2 separate regions of the Homo sapiens genome follow, and region 2 is linked to region 1. Evidence: chromatin loops called from intact Hi-C (ENCODE). Cell type or tissue: right lobe of liver. All regions are shown on one strand. Each heading gives the region's core, and the rest is flanking DNA. Links, peaks and the distances in the headings are about the cores only.

Region 1 (12,576 bases), core at 3,759-11,758:
CTTAGCTCTGTAACGCTGAAATTAACTTTGGCTGTAGGTTTGTTACTGTAACCTGGGATCACTTTTCTCTTTCTCACATTCCGTGTGACAGTGATGATGAATATTGCATTCTTTGGGACTGACAGTCACAGTAAGTGCTTCGGCTGTGGCTCTTAGGCTTACCCAAATCAGTCCTCCTTCTGTCTGGAGAGGTGGGGTTGGGAAGTCAGAAGAGTGGAGGTCAGGAATTCAGGAAAAGGGAAAGAAGTCATTTATTTGCTTCGTTTTGCCTTTTTCCAGTGTAATTGATTTTAAGATAGAACTGAAAGAATATTCAACACACACTCTCTCTCTTTTTTTTTTTTCCTTAAACAGAACTTTATTTTCTCACAGTTCTGGAGGCTAGAAGTTCAAGATCAAGATGTCTGCAGGTTTGCTTTCTTCTGAGGCCTCCCTCCTGGCAGGCCTCTTTGCAGATGGCCACCTTCTCACTGTGTTCTCACAGGGTCTTTCTTCTGTGCCTGTCCCTCGCAGCAGTCTCTCCCGGCTCTCTTTTGAAGGAGATTGGAGTGCAGAATTGGCTAGTCTGAGGTTTCAGTGTGCAAGACGTAGTCAGATGGCTCACATTTGGAACCCTAGTAGTAATGTTTTATTCTTTGTCCGATGGCATTGGGCGGGTTGACCCAGCCTGCAGTCAGGATTTCCTTGTACCGTTCACCCGGGAGTTCAGAATCGCACTCTGGCTGAAAGTTCAGCAAGAGCACCATTGTCAGCCTGACTGCCCTGTCTTGCTGGACCAGCCAAAAGCTTAGTTACTTTCTGGCACAGTTGGAGGAAGGAGCTGGTTCTTAACAGACGTTCAATTAGGTCTTTTGGCTTTCTGTGTTCTTTCAAGCTTCTTCCTTTTCCTTTGTAAATAATGTTAGTATTGAAAGAATAGATTTTGCCAAGTGATTGTCTTGTGTCTGCTGCCCACTTGGCATGAAGGTAACTGCTGGTGAATTGGGGGAAAAAAACTAAACATTTAGAACAAGCCTGTCCAACCCACGGTCTGTGGGCCACATGTGGCCCAGGACAGCTTTGAATGCAGCCCAACACAAATTCTTAAACTTTCTTAAAACATTATGAGATTTTTTTAATGATATTTTTTAAGCTCATCAGCTATTGTTAGTGTTAGTGTATTTTATGTGTGGCCCAAGACCATTCTTCTTCTTCCTCTTAAGGCCCAGGGAAGCCAAAACATTGGACACCCCTGGCTTAGAACCTTCAGCTCTGTTCCGGTGGTACAGGACCAGTTAGGAGGCATCAGGTTCTAACCATCTGGTCATAAGGGAACAGATGCGAGGCCTGGTCACAGTAACAGCCCGTGCAGAGATCAATAGGAGGAAATCAGGAATCCACTGAGGGTCTGGGGATCTAGGTAGTGTGGGCTGCAAAGCATTTTCAGAGGTTAGTGACTCTCCTTTTGTTTCCTGCTGGGCTGTGAGCCCTGGCGGCTTGATGCATCCGTGTGTCTTGCCCACTGTGCTGCCACTGGGTGGGCGTGCTCAGGAATTGAATGGGCCTGTTGAGAAAGATATAACCAGCACTTTTGGGAAGAGTCAGCCACCCTTTTTCTTTTTGTTTTGGGCCTGTTAGAACAGTGGGTCTCAATCTGACTACATATTAGGATCATCTGGGGGGCCTTAAAAATGAAAGCTCTCACCTGACAGTGTGTAGGTCAGCCACCCAAAGGTGAGGGCTGTGCACTCGGCGCAGACCTTGACACTTAGGTCCAAAGCGCGAGTGCTCTTCGCCAAAGCTTGTCTGCCTGGGCTCTTTCCTACCTTTGGGTGGTCTGTTCACAATGACCCTTTCTCTGACCAGCTGATTGAAACCTGCCTTCTGATTGTACCTGGGTAATTGGAACAGAACCAGGAGTCATGGTTAGCTTGTAGGGCTGCCTGCATGGCTCATGAGCAGTATAACTGGTTGTTAACGGTCCCTGTCATGTGAGGTTTTGGGGGTCTGCTTCCCAGACGAGCTCACTGTGCTTGGACCTACTCTATGCAATGGATAATCGAACTAATTATTTAGATAATTAAGTGGCTGGGCACAGTGGCTCATGCCTGTAATCGCAGCATGTTGGGAGGCTGAGGTGGGCAGATCACTTAAGCCCAGGAGTTGGAGACCAGCCTAGGTAACATAGACCTTGTCTTCACAAAAAAAAAAAAAAAAAAAAAAAAAAGAAAAAAAGTTAGGGCATGGTCACATGCCTGTAGTCCTAGCTACTCTGAAGGCTGAGGCAGGAGGACCACTTGAGCCAAGGAGTTCGTGGTTATAGTGGGCTATGATCAACTACTGCACTCAAGCCTGGACAGCAGAGCAACACCCTCTCTTAAAGAAAAAAAAAGATAATTAAGCTACAAGCCACATTTATTTGAAACATTCTCCGTGGATGATCTGGGTATTTGATTTTGAATCCTTCAAGTAAATTTCTCAGTTCCTTAACGTGCATATGTAAACGATCATGAGTCATCTTTGGTTATTAAAAATAACCCAAACCACAGTGATTGAAGCCTTGACATGCTTTCTTTTTCTTGGTGAGATTTTCCTGGATTGTTAGCTCCTTCCCCCTTCCTCCCCGTACGTGCTTTCAGTGAGACGGAACAGTTCATTTCTTCCTTGACTACAATTGAATAAACATTTCGTAATGACATTAAAAAGTATTGACTTTTGTGTCATAAGTACCAGCATTTGCAGCATTTTCTGACTGCATCGTTGCACTTATGTTTTCTCAATTTGTAGGTCCTGCTGCCGTGACCAGCCAGTCTCCTGTTCCATGTAAACTCTGTATCCTTTACTAAGGTGTGGCACCGTGCACAACAGGGCAAGTGGTCACCCTCAGAGAGTGGTCCTGAAGTCCTCCTCCGGGCAGCTGTGAATAACACTCCGAGAGCCACCCCGCAGGCAGCTTCCCTGACTGTCCAGGGGCCTCGCGTTTAGCGTGGACTCAGTACATGGTGGGCAGGGGCGAGTGCTAGCGGAAACTGGGTTTGCTTTTTGTTTTCATCTTTTCCTGGTTTAGAATTTCCTATAACATGTGGATTCTTCATCTTGGATTGTCTTTCAACCTGACATCATTATCAGCGCAAGCCAAGGTAGGTCAGCGGGGACAGTTGTCGTGTTACAACATGGTGCTTGTTGACTTTGGATCCCAGTTGTAGCCAGGGACGTTTTCAAGGTGAATCTCTTAGAAATGACCCCTCCTTTCAAGCGTGGGAATGGGATTTTTTTTTTTCACTTTATACGTTTTTTACTATATGTGCATTTTATCAAGAACATATACTACTTTTAATAATTAAAGCAACAACTAAGAATGCCATTCTCCTGCTTAAGCCCATTCTGGAAAAGCCAGACTCCACCCCAGGGTGGATGGAAAGCCGGACTCCACCCCAGGGTGTCTCCCTCATTTCTCCCATCGACCTTCCCACCGGTGTCCGTGCCCTTTTCTGTTCTGCATGAGCCCGGGAGGTGTGCTCCTCTTTCTGGCCTTGCTGAGGAAGCCTCCTCAGTCTGTTAATTGTCTCTTCCTGGGTAATCTCTTTATTAGAGAAATCTTTTTTTTTTTTTTTTTTTTTTTTGAGACGGAGTTTTGCTCGTTGCCCAGGCTGGAGTGCAATGGCGTGATCTTGGCTCACTGCAACCTCCGCCTCCCGGGTTCAAGCGATTCTCCTGCCTCAGCCTCCTGAATAGCTGGGATTACAGGCATGTGCCACCACGCCCAGCTAATTTTGTATTTTTAGTAGAGACGAGGTTTTTCCATGTTGGTCAGGCTGGTCTCAAACTCCCAACCTCAGGTGATCCGCCTGCCTCGGCCTCCCAAAGTGCTGGGATTACAGGCATGAGCCACTGTGCCCGGCCTAAAGAAATCTTATTTTTTTAAGGCAGGGTCTTGCTCCGTCACCCAGCCTGGAGTGCAGTAGTGCTATCTCAGCTTACTGCAGCCTTGAGCTCCTGGGCTCAGGCGATCCTCCTGCTTCAGCCTCCCAAGTAGCTGGGCCTACAGGCGCACATCACCACGCCCAGTTAATTTATTATAATAATAATAATAATTATTTTGAGACGGAATCTCGCTTTGTCACCAGGCTGGAGTGCAGTGGTGCCATCTCGGCTCACTGCAACCTCCAACTCCTGGGTTTAAGCGATTCTCCTGCCTCAGCCTCCCCAGTAGCTGGGATTACAGGCATGCGCCACCACACCCAGCTAATTTTTGTATTTTTAGTAGATACGGGGTTTCACCATGTTGGCCAGGATGGTCTCGATCTCCTGACCTCGTGATCTGCCCACCTCAGCCTCCCAAAGTGCTGGGATTACAGGTGTGAGCCACCACAGCCGGCCTATAATTTTTTTTTTGTAGAGACAGGGTCTTGCCATGTTGCCCCTGTGTCTCTAATACCTCGCCAGGCTGGTTATTAGAGAATCTCCTATGTTACTCTTTAATCCTCTGTGTATTTTCCTGCCTTTCCTCTGGAATTCCTAAGAACTCTTGAGGAGAGAATTAGCCCTGATGCTGTAGGCATCCACTGTATGTAATGCATTGTTGTGCCTTGTCTGTAACCCATAGCCTCATGTGACATCCACTGTATGTATGTAATGAAGTCATTTCTCTCCTGTGCATCTCGCTGGTGTTTTCCTGTACAGCTGCTCTGTACCTGCCTTGGGCCAACTGAAAAGGGGGTCACCCAGATGATTTTTTATGTGGCACTTCATTCTCCTGTGGCATCCCAATTGGGAAAGGCCACACCAGATGCTGGCAGTGTGGGTGATCAGTACATTTATGGGTCGATGAATGGATGAGTTATGATGTTCCATTGAGAGCCTCTGGAGTTACCTTTTAAACTAATGAGCTGTTGTAGGAGAAACCAAAGCACAGGACTGAAGTTGATGCCACGTGTTGACATCTTTTTCTATTTTAAACGTTAAAAGAGGGGCTAGGTCTAGGGAAGTCCCCGTTTGGAATGAAGGACTAGGAGCTACACCTTTGATGTGCCCCTGAATGCAGAGGTTACTTGGAAAAGAGTCAGCCAGGTGTGCGGTGGTTGGGCTGTCATCCTCCTGTGGTAGACACGCTCCTGAATTGCTCCTGAATGGCTCAGCTCTGCTTTGGTTAGGAAGGAAAAGCTACACTGACTGTACTTTGCGGCTTTTTATCACCACCTGCCACCCGCCCCGCAGATGTTTAGGGGAACCACTTTTGGGCTTTTGTTACGGTTTGCATCATACTGTTTTATTTGCTGCCTCTTAAAATCCAGGTTACCTCTGGAACCTCCAAGTGAAACTTGAGCCCATAGTAAATCTCTTACCAGACAAAGGAAGACTCATGGACTTTCTCCTCCAGAGAAAGGAATGCAAGATGGTCATCCTGTCTGTCTGTTCACAGAGTAAGTTGAATCCTTCCCCCTTGCTCTGATTCCAGTGTGAGGCCTGTGCTGCCCAACACTTTTTATCGGGATGTGGGCTACATTGTTGTGTCTTGTCTGTGACCCACAGCCTCATTCTTTATGTGAGGGGTGGCTATGTGACCCCCTAGGAAAGGCTGCTAAATGGAAAGATGATTTGTAGAGATACTGGTAGAAAAGAACAATAAATGGGATGGTTCTGAATGAAAGTGGGCACACAGGAGGGGAGTGGGCCACCACCCCTGGCCTTCACACACACCTCTTTCAAAATCCAAGCCACTCACTGCATATGTGTCTTCTTTAAGAATCCCCTACTGAGGCCAGGCATGGTGGCTCATGCTTATAATCCCAGCACTCTGGGAGGCTGAAGCAGGAGGATTGCCTGAGCCTAGGAGTTCGAGACCAGCCTGGACGACAACATGGCAAAACCCTGTCTCTACAAAAAAAAAAAAAAAAAAAAAAAAAATTAGCTGAGTTTGGTGGTATACACCTGTGGCCCCAGCTACTCCAGAGGCTGCCGAGGGAGGATTCCTTGAGCCCGGGAGGACGAGGCTGCAGCGAGCCGTTTGTGTCAGTGTACCTCCAGCCTGGGCGACAGAGCAAGACCCTGTATCCAAAAAAAAATAATAATAATAATCCCCTACCAATATGTGCTGTTGGTGTTTGTTTTTGTTTTGGTATAGATGGGGTCTTGCCTTGTTGCCCAGGCTGGTCTCAAACTCCCAGCGTTAAGTGATCCTTCTGCCTCGGCCTACCCAAAGTGCTGGGATTATAGGCATGTGCCACTGAGCCTGGCCTGCTATAGCTTTTTTTTTTTTTTTTTTTTTTAACCGTAACCAGAAAGGGGTTGCGAATGACATCTAGCTGTCAGGTCTTTAAAGTAGAGTGTCCTTTAAAGGTACTTTTGCATTGGTAACCTTTTGAGATTAGTTTTTATCATAGCAACGTGTGGAAATTCTGAAGCTGACATGAAGTTGGTTTGATCCGTGTGTGAACATTGTGCCTTTCCAGTGTTAAGTGAGTCAGACAGAGCATCGCTGCCCGTGATAGCCACTGTTTTTGATAAACTCAACCATGAGTATAAAAAGTACCTGGATGCCGAGCAGAGTTATGCGATGGTGAGTTACATGGAGTATGACAAAGGGTCCTCCTCCCCCACCCCCTCCCGGGTATTTTCTAAGTAATTATGATGCAAAATTGTTTCCTATATATTAGAATAAGGTCGCTGAGATTTGCCGCCTGCCATAGGGCAAGGTGGCAGTAGTGGGGGATAGTGGAGGAGTAGTAAATTCAGGGTCCCTGCATCCCACGAGCTGGCGGCTGCATCTCACTTCATACCTTCACTGTTTTTGTTTTTCCCATCTGTGTTTGATCTTGCCTGTAGATCCTTGGTCTACTGTTATAGATGAGAAAAATCAGTCTCTGCTTTGCAATATTTTGTATATTTTTCTGTTATGCCAGAGTGAGGACTTAGAAAATTAAATTAGAAATATTTATATTTGCCACACCTTTCTTCCCTTTTGGGAAAGAATCCTGTTGAGATAGTGACGATTCAGTGTTAGCACTTAGCAGGCGTGTTTGTAGTCAAGGTAATAACCATGGCTTATCGCCACCAATTCCCGCTGTATTACTTGTACATCATATCTTCTGAAGCCAGAAGAAAAGTTTAGGACAAGGAGAATGAATTATTTCAATTCCAGGATCTGATTAGTCCTAGGCTGAAAATGGTTTTAAACCAACAAAAGCCCCAGAACTCCACTCCCCTTTAGCTGTTCATGGAAGGGTAAGAGGTCTGAGACAGGCACTGAAGAGGGCCAGTTGCTGGGACAGTGTCCATTCCTACGCTGCCAGACGTGAGGGATGGCTGAGTCCTTTTGGACTCTATTGCTGTGGGTGTTCTGGGCTGTGGGAATCAGTAGGTCTGATCCCAAATGGCAGTTTCTGTGCCGTCCCACACGGTCTGCTGGGCTCCATAAACCGTCATGACTCAGCAGTGTGGGCCACTGACCAGCCACATGAGCAGCATCTGGAGTTTCTTGGAAATGCAAGTTCTCAGGCTACACCCCACAGCTATTGCATAATCTGCACGGATCTGAACTGCTTTTTTTTTTTTGAGACGGAGTTTTGTTCTTATTGCCCAGGCTGGAGTGCAATGGTGAGATCTTGGCTCACCGCAACCTCTGCCTCCTGGGTTCAAGGGATTCTCCTGCCTCAGCCTCCTGAGTAGCTGGGATTACAGGCATGCGCACAGGAAAAAGTTGTATCTAAGTAGAGAAAGTGTTTTCCGCTCATATCCTGGGTCCACATCGAAGAATTCAGTCCTTGTGGATGAACTGTAAACAGCACCCTTCCTCTAAGATGCCGAAGATCATAGTTTGTGGTTTTTTTCTTTCAGGCGGTGGAAGCAGGGCAGAGCCGAAGCAGCCCGCTCCTCAAGAGGCCGGTGCGGACCCAGGCGGTGCTGGACCAGTCAGATGTGTACACCCATGTCCTGTCAGCCTTTGTGGAAAAGAAGGTGGGCTGCAGCTTTCCGCCTCTTCTGGACTGAGAATGCTCAAAACAAGGAAGTTGCTGAAAACGAGGAGACTTCATGTGATTAGAGTCACTTGAAGTGATTAGAATCACTGGAGTTTCCTTGGGTGAGGCCCTAGAGCTGGTAGTTTGGCTTCTAATGCTGAGGCCTAAAGCATAATTGTTGACGGGTGGTTCTGGAGCGATGTGTGCAAAACCAGTGAAAGATGAACACTGGGCCATTTTAAGATGGAAACAAGGTGGGGGTTGGATAGAGAGTTATATGCAGCCTCTTTTGCACCTCGTTGGTATTTGTAAGACCACATTTTTTTCTCCCTAGGAGATGCCTCATAAATTTGTGATAGCCGTGCTGATGGAATACATTCGTTCTCTTAACCAGTTTCAGATTGCAGTACAGGTACCTTCAAATCATCTGGGCCCAAGTTAAAACAGAAGGAATTTAAAAAAAAAACACAGTCACTGTCTTAGAAGATGACTCATATGCTAAGACAGGTCTGCCTCCCTGACTCAGAATGCTGAGTGACTCCTGACATTATTAGTTGGAATGGGAAGTGTAAGGTCAAGTTGGGGTCTTTACCTGCATGACGAAACCACTTCTTGTAATGACAGACTTTTACTGTGTTGGTTAGAATAGCCAGTCCTTGGGGAGCCTCTAGTCTGTTGTAGCTGAATGATTTGGAAGTGTTCTTTCACTTTTTACTTTTGTCCTCAGCATTACCTACATGAACTTGTTATCAAAACCCTTGTCCAGCACAACCTCTTTTATATGCTGCATCAGTTCCTGCAGTACCACGTCCTCAGCGACTCCAAACCTTTGGTATGCATTGCCAGATTTTTACTTCCATTGTGGTTAAAAATGGAAAATTTTAACCGTTATCTTTCCAACTGAAGTGGGTCTAAAAATGTCTTTCAGGCTTGTCTGCTGTTATCCCTAGAGAGTTTCTATCCTCCTGCTCATCAGCTATCTCTGGACATGCTGAAGGTAACTCTGATGTGTGAGGTTTTAGACTATGGAAACTAACTCTGTTCCTGTTGTTTGCACTGACCTGGACTTCTCTCCCTTACTGCTAGCGACTTTCAACAGCAAATGATGAAATAGTAGAAGTTCTCCTTTCCAAACACCAAGTGTTAGCTGCCTTAAGGTTTATCCGGGGCATTGGTGGCCATGACAACATTTCTGCACGAAAATTTTTAGATGCTGCAAAGCAGACTGAAGACAACATGCTTTTCTATACAATATTCCGCTTTTTTGAACAGCGAAACCAGCGTTTGCGAGGGAGCCCCAATTTCACACCAGGTGAGAATGCAATGAAAAGACTTGGGGTAACCATAGCCTCAAAGAGTAGCAGAGGGCACTGGCAGCTGGTGGGCGAGGACCCTGGGTTAGCATTTTTGTAAACAACACAATTTGATAACAGCCCACCTAGCCCTTGGCCCATTATTTGTAGTAGAGTGAATTCAGTATACTGACAGAATCTGAATTATGCTCTGGAACTCACCGAGGAGGTGTGTTTTGAGTCAAGACACATTTAGGACCCAGATCAGGCACAGCCCATCTCTTATAGCAGATCTTGGAATATCTCTTAAAGCCAGGAATAAGACGGCAAATGGTGGCTAAGGGTTTTAAAGGGTCTGGGGCTTATTAAGGTTTCAGTTTTATGAAGTATACATTGGTTGATCATTCTCATTTTTTTTTTGAGACAGAGTCTCGCTCCGTTGCCCAGGCTGGAGTGCAGTGGTGTGATCTCGGTTCACTGCAACCTCCGCTGGGTTCAAGCGATTCTTCTGCCTCAGCCTCCTGAGTAGTTGGGACTACAGGTGCGTGCCACCACACCCGGCTGATTTTTGTATTTTTAGTAGAGATGGGGTTTTACTATATTGTCCAGGCTGGTCTCAAACTCCTGACCTCATGATCCGCCTGCCTCAGCCTCCCAAAGTGCTGGGATTACAGGTTTGAGCCACCGCACCTGGCCCTGGTTGATCATTCTCATCTCCAAATAGTTATACAACCTAAGACATCATCTTTAGGATAGGGAAGGATCAGGGCTGTCTAATGAAACTTCTAGGTCTATTTCTAGCTCAATGTAAGACGGCATTTAGTTACCATAAGGACAGGTTAGATAGAATCTCTTCCATTTAGCTTTTGTATTTGTCTCTCAAAGCAGATAGGGTAACCCCAAAACTTAGGAAAACAATGTATTTTATTAAAGAAAAATAAGTTAAAACCCAGTAGACACACCTACGAGATGCTTTCTTTGTCCCTCATTTCATGCCACATCTAACTGGCAATTAAATCTCTTCCTTTCTAGGGGAACACTGTGAAGAACATGTTGCTTTTTTCAAACAGATTTTTGGAGACCAAGCTCTAATGAGGCCTACAACATTCTGAAATCACTTGCTGTTTTTTTATATAAAAATGTGTACAAAGTTAATTTATTGCATTAATAAAGCTCTTTAAACTATAAAATGTTATAAAGTGTATCTACAACCTCAACTGTCACTAAAAATATGGTATAGAACTTGTGGGATGGCTTACTCCTAAAAGGAGAGACAGACAGTGCATTGATTGGCCTTTACAGAGTGTCAGTGAGCGGATCACATTCACAGCCATCTAGTGTCACCTCCTGCTTGCCAAAGAATGAGGTTTCTTTCCTGAAGAGGCTGGGAGAAGTTTAGTGTCCTGTGGTTGCCTCCAGATCTAGTAATACTGCTTCCCAAGTCAACTGTGCATTCCTGAGTTCACAGGCGCTACGTTCAAAGCTGCTGCCAAACAACCGATGGTTGGCACCATCCGGTGTTCAACTTGGCCTTGCCGATGCAGCACCCGTCCAGTGGTAAACCGACCGACCCTTAGACACAGTTCAGTCAGGATGCCCTGCGAGAGGGCTAGAAATTTAGAAGCCGTTCGCGCTCTGTTCCTTTGTATCGCTCTTCAGTGGCACAACTTTTGGCTTTATTTACTGATGGCCCTATGAGAGAGAGAGACTTTTTCTTATTTCTGCAGGAGAAAGGGAGCTAGTTGGCTGGGCATAGTGGCTCACGCCTGTAATCCCACTTTGGAAGACTGAGGCAGGAGAATTGCTTGAGACCAGCCTGGACAACAGAGTGAGACCACATCTCTCTCCCTCTCTTTTGGAGATGGGCTCTTTGCTTTCTTCCTCAGGCTGCAGTGCAGTGGTATGAACACGACTCACTGCATCCTAAGCCCACCCTTCTGGGCTCAAGCAAGCTTCCTGCCTCAGCCTAACAAGTAGGTGGGACTGCAGACGCACACCACTTCACCTGGCTAATTTTATTTTTGTAGAGATGGAGGCCTCACTATGTTGCCTAGGCTGGTCTCAAACGATTCTCCTGTCTCAGCCTTCCAAAGTGCTCATCTCTTTTTTTTTTTTTTTTTCTTAAAAGGAACTAGTATATTAGATTGTAATAGAACTACTTTCTATCCCCCGGAGATGATAAAAAGCCCCTCATTTTCTTAATCTTCTACTTCAGTGCTTCAATTTAGTGACAAAGCTATAAATGAAGCAAATCAGTATTGTTCTTTCAACCGTGGGTCATTTTTGTGCAAGGTGAAGTGGCCATAGAAGTAAAAGGATCAAGGACAGTCTCGAGATGAAGAAAGGCAGCAAGCACTTTGCTAAGAAACGGGAAATCCATGAGGGACATAAAAAGCTGTTCTGCAGCACTGCTGGTGTGAGAGCTGGCTGCCAGATGGACTCCTTCATCTCAGTGGCAGGGAGGAGCTGCCCTGCCTGCTGACACTCAGATCCATTCAAGGACTGGCTCCAGGCCTTTGTGAAGCAGACAGATCAGGCCTCCAGAAAAAACATCGACAACTTCCTAATAAAGTAGTCTGCACCATCATGAATCCCCTGGATGGGTTTTTTCTTTTAGAAGAAATTTTTTTACTCAGTATCATTTATCATTATCAAATGACCATTAGTATGAGTTCAAATACTTGAAAAGAATGCCTCAGGATAGAATTCCCTTTCAGTAATGTCCTTCTATTGTGCCACCCTTTTAAGATGAGAACTCTTACCTATGTAACTGAGTAAGACAGGGAGAAATATTAATCCGTGAGTGGCTCCCAGTAAGACCATGGCCAAATACATCCTGAAGTAGAATATCTGGAAAATTTGAGATTTGGCAAAAGCCAACACCACAATCCCTCCAAATTTTGTAAGTGTGATTCCACTGAACACCTAAAAGAAGAGATACTGTGTTAGAAACCACTTTTACCAACCTGTAATTGAACAAAAACACTTCCTTACAAGGATTTCTCCCAGGTTCAAGTGATTCTCCTGCCCCAGCCTCCTGAGTAGCTGGGATTAAACAGGTGCACGCCACCATGCCTGGCTAATTTTTGTGTTTTTAGTAGAGATGGGGTTTCACCATGTTGGCCATGGTCTCGAACCCCTGGCCGCAAGTGGTCCGCCAGCCTTGGCCTCCCAAAGTGCTGGGGTTATAGGCATGAGCCACCGTGGCCAGCCCTTATGGGGATTTCTTAATATTCAAGGTTCAAAGCAATGGGAACTGAACCCAGGTAGCATCATCTACTACCTAACACTATTTGCTGCCTTATGATCCTGGGGGAGAGGTATGACCAAGTTAAAAGCTGTGTATT
Region 2 (11,912 bases), core at 1,778-9,777, 46 kb after region 1:
ACATCTAAAGGAAAAGTAAATTATATTCTGCATGATCTCACACATAATAGGGCCAGCAAGAACGATTTTAAATAGACAAAGAATATTTTAAACTTACTGTAAAGTGACAAATTACCAAGAGAACATATTAAAAACCAGCAATTCTAAACTTAAAACTTCATGTTAAAATAAAGGCACACCTTTAAAAAATGCCCTAATTACTTTCTGCATTTATTGTGTCCAATTATAATTTCAAAAAGAGAGAGATGCTTCTCTGAATTCTGCACTTTATAATTTAGAGACATACATTCTCTGACCTAGAGTAAAGGGACTTTGGAGCATCAGGAAGACAATTATTATTATTTTTTGAGAAAGGGTCTCACTTTGTCGCCCAGGCTGAGTGCAGTGGTGTGATCACAGCTCACTGTAACCTTGAGCTCCTAGGCTCAAGCAATCCTCCCACCTCAGCCTCCCAAGTAGCTAGGACTACAGGTGCACACCACCACACCTGGCTAATTTTTAAAATGTTTTTGTAGAGATGTGGGTCTGTGTTGCCCAGGATGGTCTCAAACTCCTAAACTCAAGCAACCCTCCTGCCTTGGCCTTCCAAAGTGCTGGGATTATCGACATGAGCGCTGCACCAGCTGACAGTTTTGATTAAGAAGAAAATAAAATAATGAGAATTATGAGAATCTTCATCTTATAACCTATTGAAAGGTTTTCTTTCAAGCCCCGGAAAATCACTAGGCCCTCCTGAAACACAAGGAGAAATCCCCATGGTTTGTAAAGATAGAGAACAGCAATGTTGTTCTCTGGCTGCATGCACTTCAGGAGCACACAACTGCACAAGAACCATAAGCTGCCTGCTATCCTTCAGGTTCAAAGTTTAAGCTCCTAATGTTGACTTGTTACATGATAAAAGAGCTCTCTTTTCCCTTTGGTCCACTGTTACTTGCAAAAGCTGTTTCATTAGACTTGCATTCTTGCAATCAAGATTACTTTAGACTCCGATTCAGTCCCAGTGACCATGTAAGACAAAGAATGAAAAAAGTGTGTCCTGGCCTTCAAGAGTCTCTGTTCTAGTGAAGGAGACAGAGAAGCACAGACTCTCTTTCTTTCAGGAGCCCCACTGCTTTACTGCAACAAAGCCAGAAACCACAATTGTATTATTCTAATAGGAATCACTCTTGGGGTACACAGTTTTCAAACCTTTTCCATGTTACTACATTTAATGCCCACAATCACTAATTTTGACAGCTGTATATTTTTCCAAATATCAGGTTGTTTCTCCTGTTTGCTATTATAAATCAAGCTTTGGTACCTCTGATAATATGGAGAAAGGTTGGCTATCTTTTTATGTTTATGTCCGTATGTCCATAATGCCTCACCTACGGTGGATCCTAAATAAATGTGTTTTGACTGAGTGTACAAGGCTCCAATTTGGTTCCATCAATGTTCACAAGCCTTTCATAGGATATGCTGGCCCAATTACAGCCTCAACTTTTGTTGTTCTGAAAAAACAATTTAGTGGTGGTTTTCCATTCTCTATTGTTAACTTTTGGTAAGAAGCAGAATTTCTTCACTGGAAGCCAACTTGTGCCCTATCACCACCTGCAGTGATATTTGTGCAGAGAAGCATTTTCCCTTTTTAATATTTGCTTCCCAAACATCTTTATCAGTGTGCTGAAGTCTGAAAAATTTAGAAAGATACCACAATCTGCTGTTCTAAAGACCACTACCAGCTTGCTCTTTTGCATATTTGAGAATTGCTGGCTAGGCCTAGAGAAGAACATCTATTACCAAGCCCTTTTTCACTGCTCAGGGTCATAGCCAACAGAACAGATAAAAAACTAAGTTTGACAAAACCAGCCAGCTACAGCAGAACAAAATTTTTAACAGCTCCCCGAGGCCGGCTCTACTGAGGACCTGACTCTATCACAACCCTTCACCAGAGGGAGGGACAAGAATGATGTGCAAAGCAAAGCATGGGGGGAGAGGAAGGACTGCATGATGAGAGTCTCAGGCCAGGCACCTGAGCAGGACCCCTAGGAACCTCTCTTCCCCACAGTGCACAGCTCAAGTTTGAAAGGAGCCTGGCCGCAGTGCAGACACCCTGCAGGGTGAGAACATCGCAGAGGAAACCAAGCATCAACTCTGAATGCAACTGGGAAGTGAACCAAGTCTGGTAATTATTGTTTTTCTCTTTATTTCTGACAAATTGTAAGAGTGCTTTCTTAAAACAAAACAAAAACTGACTTTAAAAAAAAAAAAAAACTGGCTGGGAACTGTGGTTCACACCTATAATCCAGCACTCTGGGAGGCTAAGGTGGGAGGATCATTTGAGACCAGGCCTGGCCAACATAGTGAGACCCTCATCTCTAGAAAAAAATAAAAATTAGGCTAGGTGCAGTGGCTCATGCCTGTAATCCCAGCCTGTAATAACCAGGCTGAGGCGGGTAGATGACTTGAGGTCAGGAGTTTGAGACCAGCCTGGCCAACATGGTGAAACCCCACCTCTACTAAAAATATAAAACTTAGCTAGGTGTGGTGGCATGTGCCTGCAGTCCCAGCTACTGGGGAGGCTGAGGCAGGAGAATCGCTTGAACCCGGGAGGAGGTTGCAGTAAGCTGAGATCATGCCACTGTACTCCAGCCTCGGTGACAGAGCAAGAGTCTGTCTCAAAAAAAAAAAAAAATAAAGAAAAACATAAATAAAATTAGCTAGACATGGTAGTGCATGCCTGTAGTCCTAGCTACTCAGGAGGCTAAGGTAGAACAATCACTGGAGCCTAGGAAGTTTAAGCTGCAGTGAGCTGTGATCACACCACAAACCACTGCACTCTAGCCTGGGCAGCAGAGTGAGACTCTGTCTCTATTATACACACACGCATGCATACACATTATACATACATGTATTTTTAATACATAAATATATATTCACCTACTTTACATGTATACATATATGTATAAATATATAATATACATATAATATAGACATATAATAAATAAAAATATGTAAACAAAGAATAAATGGAAAGCTGAGCATTACCAGTTCACAAGTATCTACAGCCCAGTTGTTCTGTTTCCCCAGCAGAACCTACCTGGACAGAAACTGTAGAGGCAGCTGCAGGTTGTCTTTTAGTGTCTGAAGCTGCCGAACATCACAACAGAGACTGACATTGCCAAAGAAGAATCCTGGACAGAGTTCCTTTCAGGTGAAAGAGCACAGACACGGGAGTAGGCAACAGTTAGAGTAAGGTCAACATTCCTCAGTGAACTAAGACACATTCATTCATGTAATCCTTTTGAAGTACAAAAGGGTAAGACACATCCTGTATTTGCAAAGTTATTATAGAATTATTTTAAAAGGCTACACATTTACTATTTATTCACAAGTAGAGATGTTTCTAATTTTCTTTTTATTTGGAAGCTTTCTCTCCTCTCCTGACAATCATTTTATGTCTTCTTAGGGTTTTTTGTTTGTTTGATTCAATTCAACCAGAGTGCTACTTACTATTTCTATTAGTAATTCCAGGGAAAGTTGAAACCTTTAATAATTATGATGAAAGCAGCAAGTGAGGACAGGTACTGTGGCTCATGCCTGTACTCCCAGTACTTAGGAAGGCTGAGGAGGGTGGATTGCTTGAGCCTAGGAGTTTGAGACCAGGCTAGGCAACATGGTGAAGCCCCATCTCCCCAAATTTTTAAAAAATTAGCCAGGGGTTGTGGCATGTGCCTGTAGTCCCAGCTACTTGGGACGCTGAGTTGAGAGATTGCTTGAGCTCAGGAGGTCGAGGACACAGTGAGCCGTGATTGTGCCACTGCACTCTAGCCTTCAGCCAGGATAAAAGAGCAAGGCTCCTTCTGTCTCAAAAACAGAAAAGAAACGAACAAGTGAGCCTAGGAACTCTGTTATCATGTCGACTTGACTTTTGATTACTTTAAGCCTCTAAAACCAGGCTTTTCACATGATTTTTCCAGTTCTAATATCCCTGTGTATCACAGGATGGTAAAAAAAGAACAGGAATCAGAATCCTGGTAGCAGCCAAAATTCACAGGCTCTCAGTGGAACACAGAGAAAACACTGAAATGACCAGGGGACAAGGACGTCAAAGCCACTTAGCAACAGAGTCCATTTGAGTCCTGAAATCTAGGAATCAAAACCAGCTAACTTCTAATATATTTTGCAGATGCTGCAAGGGCAACATACGAAGTACCAAGGTCAGTCTCTAAATAGCAACCTGCTATTGGGAAACTTTATGAGAGGTATAAAGTCAGCCCCTGAAAAATTAAGCCTTTGGAGTTACGGTGTTCTTTCTCTGCACTGTATGCCACAGGTTAGAGTTTGAGAGTCCGGGATAAGACTTAAGCCTGTTAGTCTCATCTCCACCTCCACCCTGCAATAACATTTAAGGAATAATTACAGAGGATCTTGTGATCAGCATTTTGTGTTCCCAGTGCCTAAGATAATGAACTTACCTGCACTAAGTCATATCCATCCTTTGGCAATGGTTTTGGTGGGCCAGAATATTCGCAATTGTACCTCTTGTCCCCATATGCAATTCCACACTCTCCATACCAAACACAGGACTGTGAAAACACCTACAGAAAGTCAACACAAACTTCAGTGTTACCAGGGTCTCAATGGTAAATTTCAACAAGAAGTGCCCACTCAAGTACAATCACAGAAACTTCCAATGCTACCTGCAAAATTAAGTAACAGCAACAGGCACTTAACATTTTGAAAAATATTAATTAAAGCAGACCAAATGCCTATTTGTCAAGTCAGTGAAGTAGGTAATGGAAATTGCTTATTTACATAATTTCTATTTCCTGCTTATTTGTTGATAAGAGGAAGCTATAGTTCCATGTAAGAAATACTCAATCACAGTAGAGAGAAAAGCAAGATAGTGACTTAGCAATTACTAAAGCACTATTTTTGCACATCTGCACCAGGAACTATATAAGCTCTAAGTAATGAAAGAATATTTCCATATGTATTTAGGTTAATTAATATCAATACATCATGAGTAACATGAAGAACAAAACAACAAAACCACAAACATCAACACCCCAATGTAAAGAGCGAGAATGAACTTCCTGTCCTTGAGGCTGAAGTAGAAAGCAAAGAATGTGCTAACTTTAAGGAAAAACACCGAGGCAATCTCAAAAGAAAATTTTAAAACCTCTTATGTAAAGATTTCTCAAAAACCACTCACATTTCCCATGTGAGAGTCACAAGGTTGTCAGAAAATTCAGCGGAGGGGAGGGGTCAGTGTGAATCATCAGGTCAGTGCCTTGCTCTGAAGGCTGCTGCCCAAAACGCACCTGATCCTCTGCCTCACAATGGACTCAGAAAGCCACAGAGGGCCCAGCTTGCCAGGGCCCCGGGCCTGCAATCGTCTGTTCTACAGGGAAACAGAAGATATCAAGAAGCAGCCATGGCTCCCAAGAACCCTGATGGGAAAGCCATAAAAAAAAAACAAATCTGAACAGAAGTCACAACATGAAATTCTCTCCAGTGACAGTGGCACATGACCTGCACACAGGCAAGAAGCTAAGTCAGTCTGTGTTGGTCCTTCAGTATCAAAATACAAATCCCACAACAGTCCCTGAAGCCCAAAAACATGAGAAAAAGTCAGCAGGAGATTGGGATTTGTATGTGTGGGGAAATCCAAGGCATCAATATCACTTTTCTCTGAATTCATTTTTCAGATGTTCTAAAATAAAAATTAGGACTTAACTCCTCTTGACTCTTTGAAAGTCATGTTTAGGCCACAAAGGAGGGAAATTATACAAATAAGGAAGTGACAACAAGCCTTCAACAAAGCCACATATGAACCCTGTGCCAAGATTCCACCACTATTTTTATATAAAGAGAATCCCAATTGTTATTCCCATAAACCCGGTGATTCTAAGGAAAAAAGAAACGTATTGCAACTCTGGGTTTCCAACTAATGGAAAAAAGTCCTAATGAGTAAAAGTCATTATCCATCTAACTAAAGTTTGAAAAGGCAAAAGCTGACTACAGAGGCAGAGGAAACTGCTGAAGTTCACATGAAATTTTAAATACAAAGAACTCTTCCCTAGACCTCGCAGAACTCTCCAGGGATTGGCCTGTCTCTGCCTCAGGGGCACTCTGGCTGGTTACCCACAGGAGCAGGAGTGACAAGAGACAGATGTGCAGTCAACACACTGCAGCTCTGGCCTGACAAACAGGACGGGTGTCTGGAGTCTAAAATCCCCTTACTCAGCACTTGGTACTATAGATGTGAATAAAGATGGCCCACTGCTGTTTAGGTTCCTTTTCACAAAGATCATTCGTTACTTATTTCAAAGCAAGTGCTATTTCCACCCACTTGGTGGAAGAGGGGTGGGTGAGAAGGCGGCACGGAGTGGGATCGAGTCCTGGGTTCTGATCCCAAGAGCTCCTGAGGCTCAGTGTGCTTGTTGAGCTGGATTGCACCTGGGATCACACCTGGAGCAGGTTACGTAACCACGTAGGAGTTTTCCTACCTGGGAAATGAAGCTCATAAGCTCTGCCTACCTCACAGGTTCCTGTGAAGATCAAATAAGGGCCTATCTGTACATATATAGTAAGTACTCAGTAAACTACAGAGCACCACGCAATCAAATATAAGGAATTATTATTAATGTCTTCTACCTGCTTGAGACCTCGGCAAAGAGGTTCCAAAGACTTAAAAAATTAACACCTGAGCCCAGGAAATTTGGGCTTGAATCAACATTCAGGTTTGCTTCTCAAAAGGTCATCTTCTAGAGACACAGCAGAGAAGACCAAAAAAAAAAAAAAAAAAAAAAAAAAAGTCATCCTGGCTGGAAGTGGTGGCTCACGCCTATAATCCCAGCACTTTGGGAAGCCAAGGCAGGTGGGTCGCTTGAGCCCAGGAGTTTGAGACCAGCCTGGGCAACACAGTGAAACCCTGTCTCTTAAAAACAACAACAACAACAGGCCGGGCACGGTGGCTCACACCTGTAATCCCAGCACTTTGGGAGGCTGAGGCAGGTGAATCACCTGAGGTCAGGAGTTCGAGACCAGCCTGACCGACATGGAGAAACCCTGTCTCTACTGAAAATACAAAATTAGCCAGGTGTGGGGGGTGCATGCCTGTAATCCCAGCTACTTAGGAGGCTGAGGCAAGAGAATTGCTTGAACCCGAGAGGCGGAGGTTGTGGTGAGCCAAGATTGTGCCATTACACTCCAGCCTGGGCAACAAGAGCTAAACTGTCTCAAAAAACAAACAAAAAAACAAAACAAACAAAAACAACAACAGCCAAAAATTAGCCGAGCCTAGTGGCACATGCCCATAGTCCCAGCTACTCCGGAGGCTGAGCTGGGAAGATCAGCTTGAACCCAGGAGGTTGAGGCTGCAGTGAGCTGAGATAGCACCTCTGCACTCCAGCCTGGACAACAAAGTGAAAACTGGTCTCAAAAAAAAAGTCATCCTGCCGAAAGAAGCAACCTAAGCCAGCAGGACCCAAAGACTTACAAAGCACTGGCGGTGTCCTAGGCTTAGGCACTATTTTAAATGCTCTTCACATTGTGTCCGGAATTGGTGGGTTCTTGGTCTCACTGACTTCAAGAATGAAGCCGCGGACCCTGGCGGTGAGCGTTACAGCTCTTAAGGTGGCGCGTCTGGAATCTGTCCCTTCTGATGTTCAGATGTTTTCGGAGTTTCTTCCTTCTGGTGGGTTCGTGATCTCGCTGGCTCAGGAGTGAAGCTGCAGACCTTCGCGGTGAGTGTTACAGCTCTTAAGGCAGCGCGTCTGGAGTTGTTCGTTCCTCCCAGTGGGCTCGTGGTCTCGCTGGGCTCAGGAGTGAAGCTGCAGATCTTCGCGGTGAGTGTTACAGCTCATAAAAGCAGTGTGGACCCAAAGAGTGAGCAGTAGCAAGATTTATTGCAAAGAGCGAAAGAACAACGCTTCCACAGCATGGAAGAGGACCCGGGCGGGTTGCTAATGCTGGCTTGGGCAGCCTGCTTTTATTCTTTTATCTGGCCCCACCCACATCCTGCTGATTGGTAGAGCCGAGTGGCCTGTTTTGTCAGGGTGCTGATTGGTGCGTTTATAATCCCTGAGCTAGATACAAAGGTTCTCCACGTCCCCATCAGATTAGTTAGATACAGAGTTTCCACACACAGGTTCTCCAAGGCCCCACCAGAGCAGCTAGATACAGAGTGTCGACTGGTGCACTCACAAACCTTGAGCTAAACACAGGGTGCTGATTGGTGTGTTTACAAACCTTGAGCTAGATACAGAGTGCCGATTGGTGTATTTACAATCCTTGAGCTAGACATAAAGGTTCTCCACGTCCTCACCAGAGCAGCTAGAGTGTCGATTGGTGCACTCACAAACCTTGAGCTAAACACAGGGTGCTGATTGGTGTATTTACAATCCTTGAGCTAGACATAAAGGTTCTCCACGTCCTCACCAGAGCAGCTAGATACAGAGTGTTGATTGGTGCACTCACAAACCTTGAGCTAAACACAGGGTGCTGATTGGTGTATTTACAATCCCTGAGCTAGATATAAAGACTCTCCACGTCCCCACCAGACTCAGAAGCCCAGCTGGCTTCACCTAGTGGATCCCGCACCGGGGCTGCAGGTGGAGCTGCCTGCCAGTCCTGCGCCGTGCGCCTGCATTCCTCAGCCCTTGGGTGGTCGATGGGACTGGGCGCCGTGGAGCAGGGGGTGGCGCTCGTCGGGGAGGCTCAGGCTGCACAGGAGGCCACGGAGGGGGTGGGAGGCTCTGGCATGGCGGGCTGCAGGTCCCGAGCCCTGCCCCGTGGGAAGGCAGCCAAGGCCCAGCGAGAAATCGAGCGCAGCGCCGGTGGGCCGGCACTGCTGGGGGGACCCAGTACACCCTCTGCAGCCACTGGCCCGGGTGCTAAGTCCCCCATTGCCCGGGGCCAGCAGGGCTGGCTGGCTGCTCCGAGTGTGGGGCCCACCAAGCCCACGCCCACCCGGAACTCCAGCTGGCCCGCAAGTGCCGCACACAGCCCCGGTTCCTGCTCGTGTCTCTCCCTCCACACCTCCCTGCAAGCTGAGGGAGTGGGCTCCGGCCTTGGCCAGCCCAGAAAGGGGCTCCCACAGTGCAGTGGGGGACTGAAGGGCTCCTCAAATGCCACCAAAGTGGGAGCCCAGGCAGGGGAGGTGCCGAGAGCAAGCAAGGGCTCTGAGGACTGCCAGCACGCTGTCACCTCTCAATATGTTAACCCAATTAATCCTACAACAGTTTGATGAGGGAGGCGTTATTATACCCCTTTTACAGATGCAGAAACGAAGGCACTGAGGCTAAACAACTTGTCCAAGGTCACAGTGGCAAAGCCAGGATTCAAAACAGAGCAGGTGACTCCAGAAACAGACTCTCAATAAAAGAGAATCAGCTGCATCATGAAAGTCCTCCCTGTAGCATCACACCCTCCCCAAACCCCACCGTGTGCAAGAGCACGAGCACCTGTGCACTCAACAGCTGCACAATGGGAGCTGCTCAGCCTTCACTCCCTTCTCACCAACAGCTGAAAGTGGAGAGCCAGCCTCCTGGCCCCCAGGCCTGCCTCTGCAGCTGCTCCACCTCAGGGGCCTCCACACCTCCATCTCTTTCTCTTCTGTGTTTTTAACCTCATCTCTCTCTCAGTCCCTTCACCTGCACCTCCCTAGAAACACTGCTCTAATTATATCCACAAACCCCTCTCTCAGCTTCAGTGATCTCCAGCTTCTCTCCAGCAGCACTTTCCACTAGCTGCCCAACAGCCTCAGTGCTTAAGACGAAACCAATCTTTCCTCTATTTGTATTTCCTCCTCTATTGCCAATTCCTCTTCAACAGAGTTTCAAATGAAAATCTCAGGCACCTTTCGAACCCACCTCCCATAGCGAACCTATCGCTCACTCCCAGGGAGGCTCCCTCGTGCAGCCTCCTGCCCTCACTCGGACCCGGCAGTGTCTCTGGTGCAGATGCCTGCCGCTTGCCTCTTCCGGAACAATGCTCAAAGTTTTCTGGTGCTCAGAAACCTCCAACCCACCCTTCCCACTGCCTGTGCGACAAGCTTCAGACACCTCACTCTGGCTCTGCCCACTCTCCTTTCTACAGTATTCCAAACCTATCACTCTAACTGCCTACCCTTCCTTCCTTCTCTCCCACATGAAGTAGGACCTGCCTGCCTCTGCCTTGGTCATGCCCTAGGATCAAGCAAAATTTATGAGAATTGCAAAGTTGTGATGTTGGGAGAAGTTGCCAGAGTATTTTCTCACTTTTGTCTCAACTCCCTTGTAAGACGGTAAAATCCTAGAGGGCAGAGCCTAGGTGTGTAATCCTTCCTTTGAAATTCCCTATTGTATTACATCTGGTGTTCATGGATGCAGAACTTGTCAAAACTCACAATGAGCTGAGGGAGTACAACTGGATTATCTAAGTTCAGAAATGAGAAGTGCTGATTGTTTTGGCTTCTACCCAGAATTTAGTAGTTACACAGCTAAAGAGTTTCTATTTTTAAAGGTTAGATCATATGGATATTTCACAACATGCTCTAGAGTTTAATTACTAAGAAAATGACTGGATAGGGAAGCTTCTTTCAACGATAGGAACAGTTCAGGAAAGGTTAAAAAAAAGCCCCTTCTAGGCCAGGTGCAGTGGCTCATGCCTGTAATCCCAGCACTTTGGGAGGCCGAGGTGGGCAGATCACGAGGTCAGGAGATCGAGACCATCCTGCCTAACACAGTGAAACCCCGTCTCTACTAAAAATACAAAAAATTAGCCGGGCATGGTGGCAGGTGCCTGTAGTCCCAGCTACAGGCTGAGACAGGAGAATGGCGTGAACCCGGGAGGCGGAGGTTGCAGTAAGCTGAGATCGCACCGCTGCACTCCAGCCTGGGTAACAGAGAGAGACTCCATCTAAAAAAAAAAAAAATGCCCCTTGTGCTATATCTCAGCAACTATAGCAACTGCTAAATTGGACCCCATTCAGGAGCTCCATAAGCACACATTATTATCAGAAAAGCTCTGAACTCAGTGAGAATTCTATTCCACTGCCTTTAGGAAATCCTAAAGCATTAACTAACATATTCAAATACTTACTGAACATCTATTGTTCTCGAGGCATGGCAGTAAAATAAATAAATGAAACAAAAATACCAAACATCGACTGCATGCCTCATTTTCTCAGATACTCTATGCAGTAGCACAGCAGAATTTTACAGGTAAGTGAACTCAGGCTCAAAGATACTCTGAGGTCACATGGCTCATAAATAACATGATTTTGAACACCAAGTTAAGCATTCTCCACCCATCCCCCTTGTCCTCCTGCCTCCCCTACCCCCAGCTTCTGTACCATTTAAACTCTAGTCCAGTTTGTGCAGTGATGTATCCTCAGAATTGGAGAATGCACTGGAGATGAACTGTCCCATCCATGATGATCCTATACAAGTGTTCCTTCAATATAAACTTGTTCACTTGTAGAAATAATGCCTCCCATTCCTATCTTTTAAAGTATCTCTCTAGGCAGTTGTCAAGCAATGACTCCCTTACTCAGTATCACTGACAGTCCTCAACCCCAGGGTAGGACTTGGCCATCCACCAGAGCTGGGAGTGCAGGGCTTGGCACCAACACTTGTGCCCCTGTCCTGGATGGGTAAAGCTAATGGCAAAACATGGAGAGATACCCAGCTCAAGCTCCAGTGAGGCGATGGAGGAGAGGGGCTTGCTGGTTAACTTCCCTACCTCATTGCTTCTCCAGAGAGCAGAGGCTGGCCTGGCCAGTCAGGACAACACAGGCTGGAGTGGAGGGAGTGGCATGAAGAATCCTGTCCAGAGATTAAGCTGCCTGCTGCTTCTTTGGAGTCAGGGAGGCAGACCAAACAAATATGGCAGGGCATTTAGGGTGGAGGCTGCCGGGCTGGTCTGACTTCTATTGACGGAAA

Evidence for each region. Hi-C counts contacts between places; a loop is a spot of excess contacts. Peaks named below come from ENCODE experiments on the same cell type or tissue, not always from the same donor. Only the 100,000 strongest peaks of a DNase experiment are listed, where the experiment ranks them.
Region 2: it touches region 1 in a loop (2.3-fold over the local background); 94 of 110 quality-filtered maps call a loop at or near these places.

What each region holds. Positions count from the first base shown.
Region 1 is chr18:23,521,364-23,533,939 of GRCh38, forward strand. It overlaps RMC1 (regulator of MON1-CCZ1), which reads left to right. Exons shown (of 20, transcript NM_013326.5): 11 at 2,767-2,811; 12 at 3,066-3,119; 13 at 5,274-5,402; 14 at 6,432-6,538; 15 at 7,816-7,935; 16 at 8,272-8,349; 17 at 8,665-8,769; 18 at 8,866-8,934; 19 at 9,024-9,249; 20 at 10,262-10,459. The coding sequence ends at 10,341. It overlaps NPC1 (NPC intracellular cholesterol transporter 1), which reads right to left. Exons shown (of 25, transcript NM_000271.5): 24 at 11,992-12,154; 25 at 10,079-10,921. The coding sequence ends at 10,839. Among named protein-coding and RNA genes, the nearest start is that of RMC1, 24 kb to the left of the region's middle. RefSeq lists an enhancer at 7,705-8,904. In right lobe of liver, for the core only: no CTCF peak of the experiment used is centred there; a DNase peak (open chromatin) is centred at 7,412; H3K27ac peaks cover 1,417 bases.
Region 2 is chr18:23,568,995-23,580,906 of GRCh38, forward strand. It overlaps NPC1 (NPC intracellular cholesterol transporter 1), which reads right to left. Exons shown (of 25, transcript NM_000271.5): 2 at 4,458-4,580; 3 at 3,080-3,186; 4 at 1-4. Among named protein-coding and RNA genes, the nearest start is that of NPC1, 12 kb to the right of the region's middle. RefSeq lists enhancers at 5,091-5,385, 7,158-8,357. In right lobe of liver, for the core only: no CTCF peak of the experiment used is centred there; a DNase peak (open chromatin) is centred at 5,267; H3K27ac peaks cover 3,241 bases.